Linked DNA regions of Homo sapiens: region 1 is linked to region 2. The links are chromatin loops, found by intact Hi-C in ENCODE. Cell type or tissue: Caco-2. All regions are shown on one strand. Region 1 has its middle 67 kb from the start of FAM182B. Region 2 has its middle 1.6 kb from the start of LINC01733.

The links. Hi-C counts contacts between places; a loop is a spot of excess contacts. Peaks named below come from ENCODE experiments on the same cell type or tissue, not always from the same donor. Only the 100,000 strongest peaks of a DNase experiment are listed, where the experiment ranks them.
Region 1: a loop joins it to region 2, with 11 times the contacts of the local background. A loop is called at or near these places in 1 of 110 quality-filtered maps.

What each region holds. Positions count from the first base shown.
Region 1 is chr20:25,862,134-25,864,633 of GRCh38, reverse strand. No RefSeq gene overlaps it. Among named protein-coding and RNA genes, the nearest start is that of FAM182B, 67 kb to the right of the region's middle. RefSeq lists enhancers at 1,386-1,435, 1,546-1,615. In Caco-2, no CTCF peak of the experiment used is centred here; DNase peaks (open chromatin) are centred at 743, 1,293 and 2,422; H3K4me3 peaks cover 1,980 bases.
Region 2 is chr20:25,952,972-25,955,471 of GRCh38, reverse strand. No RefSeq gene overlaps it. Among named protein-coding and RNA genes, the nearest start is that of LINC01733, 1.6 kb to the left of the region's middle. In Caco-2, no CTCF peak of the experiment used is centred here; a DNase peak (open chromatin) is centred at 1,351.

The DNA.
Region 1 (2,500 bases), 91 kb after region 2:
CCTGTCCATCAGGGACTTCCCAGTCCGTGACTTCCCAGTCTGTCAGGGAGACATTTCCTGGAGATCCCTGTTATGATTGTTTCTCTCTCCAAACCTGTTTCTGCTTGATTGGGCAGATCTCGTGACCGTGGAGCTCTTTGCTCCCATAAGTGTCTCAGACAGGAAAGCTTGCTTGTTCTCCATGTTTCCCTTCATGGGTGCGTGGATTGCCTAGAAGGAGCGCTAGGCGACCGTGACTGGCCTTGTCTTCAAGAACAGGTAGTGTCCCATTTCCTCTGCAATTCCTGTCTCATTGTTGAGGGACACCTCTCCTCTGCTTCTGGGTGGACTGTCTCCCTGGATCTTTTGCCCGTAACGAAAGTCAGGGAACCAAGGTGACTGGGCTGGGTCTGGGGCTGGGGCTGGGGCTGTTGCTGGTGCTGGGGCTGGGGCTTGGTGCAGGGGAGGTTGTGTGAGGGCTACCTGGGCGGTGGAGCTTTGGCCTTGGGGTGAATTTTGCAGAAACCTATTTGTTGCTCTGGCAGGAATTTCAAATTTTGGATCCGGTCAGTCACAAGCCGCCTCCTGTTTCCCAAGTGTTCTTTAATTTTTCATTGCTGTGATGGAAATGTCACTTGACCCTCCCTTCCACCGGGCACATGCCTAGACAGCATCGTTTGTTTCGCCGTCGCCCCACATTCCTCTGGTTACACACATTCAAGCCATCTGCTGTGGGATTGGTCAGTGCCACACGTCAACGCATGGTCTCCACCTGGGATTCGCCCCTGTTCCTGTTTGCACGTGTCCTGTAAATTGCGATTGGCTTCCAGAGCCCCAGGGCTTTTAGAAGCCCGGCAGGCCAGTGTTCTTTAAAAGGAGAAGGGAGGCAGAGGGCTGATGGATCAGTGAAATTTCAGCTGACAGCATGCCTTGAGACCCATGGGATCATTGTGTGCTGCAGCGAGGCCCTGCCTGCCTCACCAGATGTGGTGAGCCCATCCTATCTCACTCGGTGGGGGCCAAAATCAGATCTGAAGGGGAGTCCTGAGAACACAGCAGGCGTCCTGAAGCTCCCCCTCCCTCCCTCGGTGGAAGTCGGCTCAAGGAGTTTCTGAGGACAGGACTCCTGGGGGTTTGGCCGTGGGACAGAAGAAGACACCCGCGGTCCCCTCTCCCACGCCGACCCAAACTGGAGCCCGGATCCAGCCGCCGCCGCGGCTGCAGCAGGAGCCTCCCTGCCGCCGCGCTGCGGTGGCGTTATTTAAAGGGGACGCAGCCTGACCGCCAGGAGCGGAGCGCCAGTCGGGTGGGCCAATGCGCATGCGCGAGGCGCGAGCGCCTTCTCCCGTCACAGTGGTTCCCACGGTTGTCTTAGAAACCAGTCCCCGAGGCTTGGCAAAGCAGGAGCGCTCCGTGGCAGTGCTTGTGTGTCGGGGCTCTGAGGCTCCGGCCTGACCTCTCCTCGGGGTCGACGGGAAGGTCTCCGGATGCCAGGACTCGCAAAGGGCCGACCAGAATGAGGAAATCCCAGGCGGAGTCCGGGGGAGGCAGCACGGCATCCCAGCCTCAGGGCTGCCCGGACGGTGTTGGTTGGGGTGAGTCTCGCCAAAAGTCGTGCCGCGGTGACCTCCAGGACAGGTCGGCCTGAGTACCCCTGCGGTGCTCCCTCACCCGAGTGTCGATCTCGTCAAGAGCAGAACCCCGAAGCCTCAGGGGTTGCCTTGGGGTGTGTGTTTCAATGCCTCTGCTCAAGGACTCTGTGTGTGTGTGTGTGTGTGTGTGTGTGTGTGTGTGTGTGTGTTTGTGTGTCCGTCTGTGAGTGTGTGTGTGTCTCCCATTCTCCCTTCTCTCTCTGTCTCTCAGTCTCTGTGTGTTTCTTTCCCCTCTGTCGGTTTGTGTGTGAGTGCCCATGTGCGTGTGTGTCTTTGGCCGAATGTGCCCTGTGCACCACAAAGCGGTTTCTCGCTTGGCGGCCTGTCTCCTTCTTGAGGGACATCCTCTCCTCTGCTCCTGGGTGGAAAGACTCCCTTGATCTTCCGTCTCAAACGAATGTCAGGGACCCAAAGGGACTTGGCTGGGGCTGGGGCTGTGGCTGTGGCTGGGGCTGGGTGCAGCCGAATTTGCCTCAGGGCTACCAGCGCGGTGGAGGGTTGGGGGTGGGGAGAATTTTGCAGAAACCTCTTTGCTCCTCTGGTAGGCATTTGAAAACGTGGCTTGGGTCAGGCACAGGCGCCCCCACCCGCCGGGTCCCAGGTGGTCTTCGATTTTCCTTTGCATTGATGGATAGGTCACTCGTTCCCCCCTTGCACCGGCACATGCCTGGACACCACCGTTTCTTTCGCTGTCGCCCGGTTTGCCTCCGGTGACACACGTTCACACCATCTGCTGTGGGATACGCCAGTGCCATTCGTGTTCACATGGTCTCCACCTCGCAATCTCCCCTGTTCTTGTTTGCACGAGTCCTGTAAAGCGCGGTCGGCTTTCCTGAGCCCCAGGGCTTTTAGAAGAGGGGTAGGCCACT
Region 2 (2,500 bases):
ATCAAGACACACAGCAACAGACAAATTTCAAAAACTACACTGAGTGAAAGAAGCTAGACCCAAAGATTACATGCGCTATGGTTTCATTTATATGAAGTTCAAGAACTGGCAGAACTAACTTATGGTGATAGAAACCACATCACCAGTTGCCTTATGTTGCAGCAATACTGACTGGAAAGCGGTATGAGAGAAGTTTATGAGGTGAAAGAAATGTTTTGTGTTCAGATTAAGATGTGTGTCACTTGGGTTTATACCTTGAATATGTGTATATTTCACTCTATACATTTAATTCCTCATAAAATAAAATAAAATAAAATAAAACTGAAGAGAAGTAAATAAGAGTACTATGTCTTTATGCTACTCCAAAGAGAAGGTTTGCCTCCAAAAGAGAAGCCCGAGAGCTTTACTTTGAGCTATAACAAAAATAAGGTTTCTGAAGAAAGAGGAGATATCAGACAAAAAGTTGTTTCTCTAGGAATTAAAAAAGAAGCAGAAATAGATAAAGAAAAATTGTTCTTGTGAATTTAGTGCATAGCAAAATATTATTGTTTTTAGGGCTGAGTCTCTTTTCTCCTAAAACCTGGATATGCTGTATTCTTTAAGCCAATTTCAAGAAATAAGTGAAAAATCTCATAGGAAGAAAGAAAGGAAAATCGCTCTTTGAATATACACTAAAACCTGAATGTACAAATGGTACCTATCAGTGTACTAGGGAAAATGCACAATACACTTAAGTTGTTTAATTTGAATAGAATATAATAAAAGAGTAAATTAAAAGCTGTGGATAGTGTATAGATAAACCAAAAGGGATAATTCTGTATGTACCCTGCAACTGTTACCTTCTCTAGGCCTGAAGGGATGAAGGGCAGTATTAGTTATCGAAACTTGGAGACAAAAAGGCCGTGTGGAGATAACCACCTTCAAGACAGTGATCCAGGGCATTGGTGAGAGATAAAAGCATATGGCTTAGAGAAGGAAGTTATAGAAAGAAGATTATTAGTGGAGACAAGACAAGCCAGTGGGGAAGGAAAATGGTGAAAACAAAGAGGAGGGAAGAGGACAATAGTATGTATGATGAGTCCAGTCAGGCACTGGGGACAGGGAAGTGGGTGTGATTTTGTTTTATTTAACAACAAAATAGATAGAGAAATGAAAGGCAATGAAGTGCACATGAATAAGCTGGTTTCTACTGTGGGCAACTAGGGTTCAGTCATGCTGGAGACTGTGAAAGACGTCGAACACACCTTTATAATTGGCCACCTGAGGAATGAAGGAGCCGTGTACATAGTAATTTCCTGATTTTATCTATGGACTAAAGGTTGTGTTAATAGCAAAACCCACAGTTAATTTTGCACCATCCTAATACCTTGAGCCCTTAACTTCCTGGCATTTCTTGTCTGCTAGGAATAATACTCAGAGAATGGCCTCAGGCTGAGAGATGTTGAGATAGAAAGCTCTTTAGAATATAAGAGAAACAACAACTGAAGTTGCAGGTGATTTCCAGAGCAGCCTTTAGAGATAGGAGTGAAGAATGCATAGCTTCTGTTACAGATAGTAATCAAGATACACAAACTCTTCTGTGGACTTCTAAGGTGTGATAACTTCTGAAAGCAAAGAAAAATGGCATAAAAATAAAACAGAATGTGATAAGGAATGACTAGAGGATAGGCTGTAGGAAAGAAGGAGAAAGAGGAAAGGTCAGTTTAGGTTCAGTTATTTAAGAAAATCTCTTTGAGGAGTAGGAATTTGAAACCAGTTCTGCAGAAATCTGGGGGTAGAACATTTCAAACAGAGTAAAATAGAAGAACAAAGACTCAGAGGCAGGCTCAATCTTGGCAATAGGCTCAACAATCAGACAAAAAAAAAAGCAGAATAATGAGGGGATACAGAGTGATAGGAGATGAAACGGGAGAGGGGTTCAGATTACATGAATTTTATAGGACTTGGTGATTTAGATTTTATTCCAGTATGTTGAGAATCCACAGATCATTTTAAGCAAAAATAAATGGCATGATCTCATTTATATTTTAAAAGTCAGTTGGTTTTCTCTGTATAATATGGATTTTTATGGGGCAAGAAGGAAGGGAGTTGTTACAGGTACTTGAGAGGAAAGATGATGTTTGCTTGATAGGTCGGCAGCAATAGAGGTGGGAAAAAGCAAGCAGATCAGACTCACTTTTGGATCTTTAGTTCACTTAAAGTGTTGATACATTGGAGCATAAAAGATAAATATTTTACTTTTCATCCCTAAAAGGCAGAAAAATATAGGGGCAAAAGATGGAATGTTGGAAGTTTAGGAAATGTGGTTTTTGACTTGACCTTAAACTGTTCCAGCTGTATATGATCTTAGGGCGATCATACAGCTGTTTTGGCTGTGGCTTCTTCATTTCTGAAATGGCATTAATAATAACATTCCTATAGCTGAGGTGTTAAAGATTAAAACAATAGAGGTAAAGCAGTCTTGAAAATTTCAATGTAATACCTAAATTTGAGGTATTAT